2 separate regions of the Homo sapiens genome follow, and region 2 is linked to region 1. A link is an interaction called in ENCODE POLR2A ChIA-PET data of the cell type or tissue named here. Cell type or tissue: OCI-LY7. All regions are shown on one strand. Each heading gives the region's core, and the rest is flanking DNA. Links, peaks and the distances in the headings are about the cores only.

What was found. ChIA-PET counts read pairs that join two places held together with the same protein. Peaks named below come from ENCODE experiments on the same cell type or tissue, not always from the same donor. Only the 100,000 strongest peaks of a DNase experiment are listed, where the experiment ranks them.
Region 2: POLR2A ChIA-PET joins it to region 1 with 8 read pairs; 3 of 35 experiments call an interaction of 5 or more read pairs at or near these places.

Annotation. Positions count from the first base shown.
Region 1 is chr12:116,856,007-116,861,377 of GRCh38, forward strand. HRK (harakiri, BCL2 interacting protein) reads right to left here. Exons shown (of 2, transcript NM_003806.4): 2 at 138-5,371. Among named protein-coding and RNA genes, the nearest start is that of HRK, 23 kb to the right of the region's middle. In OCI-LY7, for the core only: no CTCF peak of the experiment used is centred there; DNase peaks (open chromatin) are centred at 2,215, 2,515, 3,255 and 4,544; H3K4me3 peaks cover 3,781 bases; H3K27ac peaks cover 4,281 bases.
Region 2 is chr12:116,716,143-116,721,488 of GRCh38, forward strand. SPRING1 (SREBF pathway regulator in golgi 1) reads right to left here. Exons shown (of 5, transcript NM_024738.4): 3 at 4,154-4,305; 4 at 3,621-3,734; 5 at 1-1,751. The coding sequence ends at 1,668. Among named protein-coding and RNA genes, the nearest start is that of SPRING1, 19 kb to the right of the region's middle. RefSeq lists enhancers at 1,050-1,579, 1,580-2,109. In OCI-LY7, for the core only: no CTCF peak of the experiment used is centred there; a DNase peak (open chromatin) is centred at 5,225; H3K27ac peaks cover 496 bases.

The DNA.
Region 1 (5,371 bases), core at 68-5,067:
TGGCCTTCTGCCCAAGGGAACATTGGGGCAGGCAGGAGCCAGGGGCAGGGATCCTGTCCCTGTTATGCAGCTGGGTACTCCCAGAGTCTATGAGGGCCAGCCTTCCAAAAGGAAATGAAAACACAAATGTCTTTGGCTAGAAGTGCACAATCAGTTTTTTAATAAAGTCATTACAAATATGTACAAAGCGTCTCCAAGGTATGAAATTCCTCTTACAAAAGAGCACAACGACGTCAGAACCAACAACGTCAGAACCCAGAACGGAACGTCCCCAAGCTTATTGCCTCTCTGGCTAGGCCAGAGGCCTCACTAAGGTTCTCCAGATACCCTCCCAGCCGCCCCTGCCACGCACACGGGCTCCTTGGCGCTTATAGTGCAAAGACCTTCAGGAGAAGAAACTTGGGAGTTCAGGTTGGAGAAGAGGGTAGAAAGGAGGTAAGAAAAGCTTCCCGTGTCCTAGGAAATAAGTCATACAGGCCCTATTTGCAAATTCCTTGCACCTTCCCCGGGGCCTTATAGAAACCAGGAACACAGGGTTAGGGCATGAGTATATAAAATCCACAACGAAACCAACCAGCCTGTCCTTGAGTGTCCCCAAAGGTGACACTTTTTCCAGTAGACCTAAGTCAGGCCCCGGCTCCCAGTGGGGCCATGTGCTGGCACTCGCCCTGGAACTAGCAGTGCTGTGGGACGACCTCATGAAGGGACCCAGTGGAGCAGAGCAGTCAGCTCACGAGCGTGGGGGTCCCATGGACTCGAGTCCAAATCTTGGCTCAGGCACTTCGCTGGTGGTGTGGCCTTCAGCTAAGTTGCTTAACCTCTCTGAGCCTCAGCTTCCTCCACTGTAAAATGGGAATGCTAACAGTACTATCTGCTAAAGTGGGCATGAGGCATCGCGGAGGGGAAGACGGGTAAAGCACTTCGCCCAGTGCTTGGGAGTGGCGAGCACGCCATAAAAGGTAGCTTTGATTATTGTGTAAAGCAGCAAGGACCAGTCTGTTCATGCTGGAAATGAGTCGAGATTGCAGGCTTTTTAACTGCCTTTACCAGATAGCAGGGCTCTCAGTAAATACTATATAACAATCTGCCAGCAAAGCTTGGGGTCACAGTGGTGACCTGACAAATCTGTTAAACATCGTGAACCAGACTGGAAAGGAACATTTCACATCATCTGCTTCCGAGCAGGACTGCCCCTCCACCATCCACAAGTCAAGTCTCTTCTGAGATGGAATTCTACAACTGGCACATTGTAGATGCTCAATCAATATATGCTAAATGAATGAATGAGAATTTAAAAAATAAACTTTCAGCTTAAGCTTTAAAATGACACTTTGACATCAATTTCCTCCCCTCATGGAACTTCCAGTCAGCTCCATGGGACTAAGAAGAGTGTCTAGCTGGTCCCCCAAACCCTTAACCAACTTCTGACCTTCAGAAAAGAAATGGGTATTGACACAGAAGAGCAAAATCTGTGTTCTGGTCAATGCAACTTGTAATATCAGGTGGACACTCAAAAAGTCCACAATGGTGAGCCACTGTCCCTAAAAGATACTTGTGTAGGAGGTGGGTGGGTGAGGACTCCTCTAATGCCCCAGGGAGGGAGAGTGATATTTTATCACTGTCAGAAACATAATAATAGGAGAACATGAGATCAGCTACATACATTGTGAAAACCAGTCACAGTTTCATTTTTCTGTGACAGTATTGGGTAAATCACCCTTTCCTCTCACCATCAAAACAGAAAAGAATCAAAATAAGAAGTGGAGGCTGAGCTCGGTGGCTCATGCCTGTAATCCCAGCACTTTGGGAGGCCAAGGCAGGTGGATCACTTGAGGCCAGGAGTTCAAAACCACTCTGGCCAACATGGTAAAACCCCATCTCCACTAAAAATACAAAAATTAGCCGAGCGTGGTGGTGGGTGCCTGTAATCCCAGCTACTCAGGAGGCTGAGGCAGGAGAATCGCTTGAACCTGGGAGGTGGAGGTTGCAGTGAGCTGAGCTCGCACCACTGCACTCCAGCCTGGGTGACAGAGTGAGACTCTGTCTCAAAATAAAATAGAAGAAGAAGAAGAAGTGGAAAAGAAGTCCCCAGTATCCAAATGAAGGCGGCTAAAAAAAAAAAAAAAAAACGAACAAAAAAACAGGAACTGGGCTCTAAGAGATGCGCAGGGCCAAAAAAAACCCAAAAAAAAACAAAACAGGAACTGGGGTCTAGGACATGCGCACGGCCTAGGACCATGGACAGCAGCCATTGGGGCCAATGGGCTCCCCAGAGAAACTTCCTACTCAAGCTACACCAATAACAAAGAGAATAGGAAACGGACCCCCAAATTTGAAGAGATTGTATTTGTTTGTGGGAGATCAGGTGGGGGTGAGAAGCTTCCAGAAAGGACTGGATCTCATTCGGAGTGTTGAAGTCCCGGGGGCTCCAGTCCCAGCGGTTCCTGGCTCCCCACTCTCTGAGAGCAAGCAGCACCATCAGAAATGAAGAGGCAAAAGTCTCTTCATCTCATTATGCAGCAAGCTACCTAAACGATGATCTCAGAGGCCTCCCTCTGCTTGTACGGTCACACACACACACACACACACACACACACACACACACACACACACACACTGCTGTCTGCTGAAACCCGATATGAGGTCTTTTTTAAAATTTATTTCAAAGCCTCCCTCCCTTTCTCTCTCTCTCTCTTCACAGACGCTCTGCAGTGAAGCTAATCAAAATCAATGACTCCTTGGCAGCCAGAGAAAAGTGGGGGAGCGGTGGAGGAGAGGGAGGGATGTTGCCAGCACTTTGCACACTGTGGAAATATTTTTTAAAAAACAAGAACCACCCCACTATCTCATGCAATCCAAGTAATACAACAGGAGAGATGGTGGAGACAATATATACATATATATCATGCTTCAATTTCCTAATACAAATGTCCATCAAGAAGTCAAATCTCATATAAAAACAAGCATTAAAAACAACCCCGTGTCAAAAATCGGGGCAGTCGAGAAGTGCACTCCAATGAATGATGTGCAAGGAAAGGTCAGGATTCGATAAATACGTGGTCTCTAATAAAACAGGAGAATATCTACAAGGGACTTGGCTGAGAAGCTCTATCAGGAGGTCGTGGGTGCCCCAGTTCTCTCAGCAAAGTGGCTTCATTGAAATCAAAATCACCCAAAATGCCAACCCCAGCGTTTGGAGTTTGTATCCTCCAGGGGAAACATCAAAAGCCAGTAGGCAAGTCGGGGCTGAAAAAGGGATCCTCTCACCTTTCATCTTCTCCTGTGTCTACAGGTGGTCAGCATGCCCCCACTACGATCTTGAAGGTACAGCCTTAAAGAAGCAGAGAACTGTGATTGGATACAGCTGTGTAGTAATGGACGCCCCTCCCCAGAAAATGGGGGGAGCTGGAAAGACCCTAGTCTGTGGCTAAGAAAGTGATTAAATAGAAGCAGTGACTGTATTTCATATTATTCTAATGAATTTGCCTTCTCTAAGTTCGTAGCTTTGTGGGAATATTACCCACTGCTCTCTGCAGTCCCCAGCTAAGCGAGGGTCCCCTGCAAACATCAGCTAGGGGGAGGGCACGAGTAATGAGGAGAAACACGTTCTCCCAAAATAAGCATTATTCTTCTTTTTTTTTTTTTGGTTTGCTGAGTTCAAAGCTGCGGGGTGGGGGAGTCTTCCCTGGCATTCAGCAGCCCTGGGGTTGCATTTCTCTTTAAAGGGCTATTTAGGAAAACACAAGGAACGGATTTTAAAAGGAAGACAGAAAGAAATCCAGCTCCCAGCTTGCAGCAGCACTGAGAGGTTGTACATTCTAAAGGACCTGGTCATTTACAGCAAAGCCTATGGAGGGATAATTCCCATTTCAGCCGCATCCACCTTAACAAATGTGGATCCCACTGCTGGCTTCTTAGAACTGTACAGCAAAGCCTGTGGGGGGATAATTCCCATTTCAGCCGCATCCACCTTAAACATGGATCCCACTGCTGGCGTCTTAGAACTGGAGCGGTGTCTGCTAACCAGCCTGCTGGACCCTCTGTCTATAGGTACCGGGTGGTGACCTGCAAATCCAGCCTTGGAGAATGACCGTCCGAATCTGCAGCCTGACACCTCGCCACCTCGGCTTTGAAAATGGCAGTGTGTGGTATCCTGCACAGAGGAAGAATACCTGCTTATGTTGGATTTTTCGAAAATGAAAGCAAAAAATAATCACTGCTCCCTGAAGAGTCTTTGCAGCCAAGTCTCCGTCCAGCACACATCTTTTTTTAGCCCTTCTAGAAACTTCTGAAAATAGTAGCTTATCCTTGGGGGGAAAAAAATCAGACCTCTGTCAATCAGTGAGATGCTGGTGCATTTCATTTAAATGGCCCACTCCCTCCCACAACATCCCCCGGTTATAAATCATCTTTGAACAGAATGTAGCCATTTCTTGGCTCTTTAATCCATAAAACCTAAACCCTGAAATCCCCTTGGGGAGTGGAGGAGGCTGTGGGCTGAACTCCGAGGACACTTTTGTGGGGGTGGGGGAGATAGCAACCAAGTCATGCATGAGGTCAGCTTTCTGCCTCATAACCAGCAAGCCTCTCAATGCCATCCTCCCTCCTAGACCCCAAGGTTTGCTCCAAACCACCTCTGGATATTCGTCCCCAGGTAGAAGAAGAGAAGAGACTCTCAAGTGGCACTTTTGCAACTTGTCCCTTAAAAAAAAAAAAAAAAGAATCTGAAACAGCAAAATAGAAATCTCTCTTGTCCCCTGGCCTTCCAAGTCTGTCAACAGAATACCACAGCAGCACCAGCAGGAACGCACTTAGCACCAGCAAAATTTTAAGTGAAGCACCAGAGACACAAAAATCCCATTTCTCTTGACGTGACAGTGGGATCTAGCGATCGACCTAGGTAAGTACAGAGGGAGAGGCTAGGACGAGTCAAGAAATGGAGGCATCCCAGACTGCCCCTACACAATCGGTCCCAAGTCCTCACTTTTTTTTTCTATCATGCCTTTTGCACTGTTACCTCTTATTCCACCAGCATCTATCCCCAGGCAGTTGGCCGATGCTGGGGCTAATTCCCACCAGTCTTTGCAAATAGTTTCTAAGTACACAGCAGGCATCTCTCTTCTGGCGCCCCAGACATTACAGAATATCAAAGTTCACATCGCAAGGTGCAGAAAAGGAAGGCAACCACGTCCTCAACAAGGCATGCACTGATACGTAATATTCATATTTTCTTTTTTTATATATATAGAGCTGTATGTAAATAGCATTGGGGTGTCTGTTTCTGCAGCTGGATTTCCAAAGGGCTTCCCCAGTCCCATTCTGTGTTTCTACGATCGCTCCAGGCGCTGTCTTTACTCTCCACTTCCTTCTC
Region 2 (5,346 bases), core at 347-5,346, 140 kb before region 1:
TCCGAGAAGTCCAATGCAAACGGAATAGATTTCTTGGGATCTAATATTTTTCAAATTGCCTGACCAGCTTACCTTCTAGGAAAACTTATTTAAGGGAGGCAAATAATTTGGGGAGATGAGTATAAGAGGTAGTAGGAGGAAGCTAAGGGAAATCACCACTACATATTGCAGGAATGTATTAGAAGGCAAATATGGCCCAAAGAAAAAGCTCCACTGAAAAAAACATTGAATACTGACCACAGAATTAGCACCTTGCTCCCAGGTCAATAAAGTGAACCAAAAAAATTACAAAGACCTTGCTCAATCCTGAGGTTCGTGAGGAATATAGGAGAGTTGTGTGTTCACGTGACTCCTGAAAACAAAGAGCAGTACTATTCGAAGGGCATGATGTCTTGATCTTAGGATCAAATATTCTAGACCTTGAGCCGGAGAATCTGCATTACAGTAGGAAAAATGGGGAGTGCTTTATGCCTGTGGATTCAGGACACACCAGCAACCTACACGTGTAGCATTCTCTAAGTCATAATGACCATTCTCATCTCCCACTGAGGGCAGGTGTAAGACTCTTCTCTTGCAGTGCTCTGATAGAAAGCTGGGTTTCTTCTTCTTCTCTATAAATCATAGGGAAACCAAATATTTGTACCTGTTACAGCCCCAAAGCTGAAAGCAATAAAGAATAAACACATACAGCAAGCTACGAGGTGCGTCTGTTTAGGAATTGCCTCAACGTTGGGTTTCTATTGATAGAACAGGGGAGGAGGTTGCCTCTGACCTTCCTGAGGCTCCCACTGTACCCTGGCTGAGTAGCCCACAGTTAATTTTAAGTGGCAAAAGAAATGAGAACAAATTCCTCCAGGAAGAGAAATTAGATTTCTGCTAAAACAGTGCTCTCCATAGGGTATATGAGCACATTCGACTACCACTGGAAAATAACCTGAGGGCAGGCACATGGTGCCCACTGTTAGAAATCGTGCAGTTAGATTAGAATGGAAGAGTGTCTGAGTTTTTAGATAATTTTACACGTCAGGATATGGCTAACAGGTCACGTTCAGGGCCTATGCTTGATACTGTCGAAATACAAACAAAAATAACTGCCTAGAGAGAATATTCACGTCCTAAAAGAGAAAATGTTGTATCTGGGTGGAAGAATGATTTAACTCCTGAAACTCGAGAACACAGAACAACAACAAAAATAATTTCCTTGAACATATTCAACTAGAATGGCAAGGCATTTTCCTACATAAAACATTAGAATGTTCCCATTACTCCAAAGGAATCCAATAAATAATTTTACAGTGAAAGAGCCTGGATCAAAACTGGAAGTGACACCGGCCCCCGATGAACACAAGTCACAGGTCCCTGTGCAGGTCCCAGGGCTGAGTCATCCAAGAACTCCACCACCACCGTGAGCCCGGCCTCCGGTTTCATCTTTCCCGAATGGGACTGGCTGGAGGGGCCAAGCTGCTTTACAGAAGAGTTCCATCTGGTAAGCCCGGGTGGTGAGCGAAGCCAAAGATGACAACACGAGAAGGGGTCAAAGCCAAGGTTTCCTCACGCTGCCTTTGTCTTCTTCCTGCAGCCTGGCCCGATGGCTGAAGCTGGGTCCCAGGAGGCGAGTTCTTCAGCGGGGCCTCCTCACCCAGGCTGGAGCAAGTCCGCTGCACCCGTCAAGCGGGGAAGAGCTCGGGCGGGCTTTCTCCATAGCAATACTTTGCTATGGGGTCCCGGTAGGTGTTCTCATGCTGCACGCTCTGTTGGCAAAAGGAAAATAAGAGCGCAGTGAGAGCGAGCACAGCTTCACACACCTCCCTCTCGGAAGAGTGAGAGTGGATCGGGACTGTCAGACTCTCCCTGCAGGGGGCTGGCCGAGTCCATCTCCAAATGTCACTAAAGGCTCCAGGGCACTTTCTGGAACAAAGAAGAATGCTCAACCCAGAATGCCAATGAAGAGCATGAACACAGACATAACATCGCTGTGGGACTGTTTCTTTTTATGTACACCAGTGAGTTTTTAAATAACTTTGCTGTGACCTGGTGACTCAAGACAACTACTTTTCCTCAAATTACTTGAAACAGTCTAAGATCCAATGGGTGTTTTGCACCTGATCCTGAGCTTCACTCAGTTCCCGTAAGGAACCCTGCAGAGACACTAAGGAGATGCACTTTAAATTGCTTTCATAAAGTTTATGTACCTAAAAATTTGGGGCATGAGCCAAATCCTACAATACCATGCAAGCCTCATTTGGCTAAGCAAATTGGAAGTGTGATTTAAAGCAGACAATCATTCCTGATGGCTAATTTTTCAGCAATTTGTTTTCATACAAGCAACTTGGGTTTTTGGCTAGTCTAGAATTCATTAATTAGTCCAAGACCAATGCTAAGCAACAAACTTGTAAATATTCATCCAATTTAACAGACATATAGCCAAGTCTTCTCTTTCTTGGGATACTTTTATCAAAACAAATCAAATGGCAATTGGGAAATCTTTTTATGGTAAAAAAGACCAAGTCCTAAAGTATAGTAGCTTCACTGAAGACTGGAAATAATTCCTGGGTTTTATCAGTGAAGGAAAGAAAATACTTCGCCTTTTCTAGCGTTTCTCAGAATGAGAGAGAATCTGAATCAAAATGAGTCATGTGTTCAGCCTTCCTCCTCATTTCCTTTAAAGCTCATTCAAGTGGAAAGCTCTTCAAGCAAAACAAGACCATCAGGAATTTCTTAATGTTTTCAAATGCTCATTATAATCCCTGAAACATTTACCCAATGATACTGAATGCTCGCAGAACAAACCAGAGACATGAGAAGGGGCATAAAATCCAAAGGTGGACTACAGAAATCTGGCAAAGGGTACAAGAGCTTTGGAGAATGACAAATGAGTCCGTTATCTCAGACGAAGCCAGTAAAATCTTAGAGACACCATGAATAGGAGCCAGAAGAAGTGTGCTTGTATAATAAACACGTCTGGTGATTTTACAAAGAGAGCTATGACAACTGCCCAACCACAATAGCTGAGAGCCGAGGAGACAGTGATGAAAAGGCAAAAGACTTTCAGATGCTTTCAGCAGCAGGTGCAATAATATTTAATGCCAAAAGAGTGAAGCATTTAATGACAGCACGCTAATATGTATTGAGAGCCTGACAGCCTACAGATTTATTCGTGTATTTTTAAACATTCACCTGCCTCATCCCCTTGAATCCTAAAATAAACAGCGACTCCATCCCAGAACAAATTGCTACTTACTCTAAACAAGTGGTTACTGGAAAGCCTTAGTCAAATTTCAAAGACAGGGAGGAGGGCCTTCTCTTAGAAGCTGACTATTAGGACTCTACCAGACTTAAAAATAATTTTAAGCTTCCACTTAAGGAACAAATGTACCAACCACATAGAAGAGATGCCAGTTGATTAGACCTTGATTTAATATAAATGCTTCACCTCCCCTAACTTGTATAAATCTCACGTTGACATTTTAAATACTATCATCACACCAAACAAAGCGTGACACGGCTTCGAGTCTCTTCTCCCTTACCACCCCACCAAAAGGATCGACAGTGTGTATTTTCTAGTTTCCTTCTAACCCGTCAGCTGCCATCCCACAGCTAGAGACATCACAGCTTCTGACCTGAGATGAGGTCCTGCATTTGGCCAGGCACAACTCAAAGTGATCTTCGACTGCCATGAAGAGGTTCTGGAATGCCACGGCTGCCCGGTTGAGGAAGCGCTCCAGGAGAAGTTGCTATGGAAACAAAAGTTAGTGCCTGTAATAAATTACCTAAGCCAGCACAAGGTGACCTTGGCTATCTCTCCTAAACTAAGAGAATGCTGATACAGGGAAGGGGGGAAGAGGAGGAGAAAAGGAGGGAGGGGAAAGGACACACGCGTGCACACACGTGCATGCCAAAACACCCTGGGTATCTTATTCATTAGATATGTGATTAGCAATACAATGATCCATTCTGCAAAAGAACCATTCAAGCAACTGGGAACCACCTCCTTTCCTTAGATAAAAGCTATTGTGCAGCAATTTCTGACACCTACAAAGCTCCTTTCTAAGTTTTATTTTCAGAGGAATCTCACATGAAGAGCCTAATGCTCATCATAAAACAGAGGCCGAAAGAAAAAAGGAGCCGCAGAACCAGGATCAACTCCCCATACCTTGTTGGGCTGCAGGCAGCAGGAGACACAGTACTCATAGGCGCTGCAGCAGCCGTTGGGCCAGCAGCCATCACAGCAGTACTGCTTCGTGCTAGGGACGTTGACATTACAGCAGCCATTTACCAGCAAATCCTTCCTCTCGCAAACGTAGCCTGAAAGTCAGAGACCAACCTTAGCATAAAACCAGCAGCCTTGCCACCTCCCTACCAGGGATGACCATGAAGCAGCAGTGAAAGTACACAGACAGAAGCTGGAGTCTGGGGCATCATCCTAAGCACCGGAGAGCTGGAAACTGGACATAATGTGAGTGGGGCTTACTTTCCCCAGGCAGTCGTTTCCAGGAAGCAGGCACTCCCCTGTTATCGCCAGGCTACACGTCGGAACCTACCTACACCTACTGTTTAGTCGGCTGGCACATGTCTGATTTCATCATCAGGTCAAGCTACGGCTACGTTCTCCTATTCTAACCTATGCAAGCCAACGTCTCATCTGTGCTTGAAGAAAAATGTCATTCTTTTTTGAACAAAAAGTTTAAAACAGAAAAAAACCGAGGCACTGATTCACAAAAGTGAGGTCCTTCTAGATTTAACAAACAAACCACTCTTTACAAATATCTTTCAGATGCTCGCTGCATACTGACTAATTTGGAGATTACAAAAATAGAAATATTCACATCTAACCCTTATAAACTGATTTATACGTGTACGTGCCACGGACTCAATCACCCTTTGGCCTTTGGGAATGCAGTTCTCTAATACTCAAGAAAGAAAAAAACCTCTTAATCCCCCCCTCAACTTCTTATAAATCTCATCATCTATATACACATGCCCCTTCCAACCCAGCCCATTCATGGCCAACTTTAGAGAAAAAATCTTCTTACAAAAGCTAATGTATTGTTCAGAGCTGCTAAGCAGACATTTCTCTACATCCTTCTGGGAATGGGACAGAAAAATGTAAGGATAGGTCCACAAGGGCCACCACTGGCCCCGAGGAAAGTCCCAGGTGCACACATGAGCTCCCAGGTGCACGTTCAGGCCCACAGGTGCAGAGCAGCTGCTCCCCACATCACTGCATTCCAAACACCCCAGCTTCTTCATCCTCAGAGAAGGAGACTTGCTGAAGTATAAGGTTGTTTTCAGAAACTACTTTAGAAAACAAAGTCTGTTCAAAAGCAGGAGGCACCAGTAGAACAA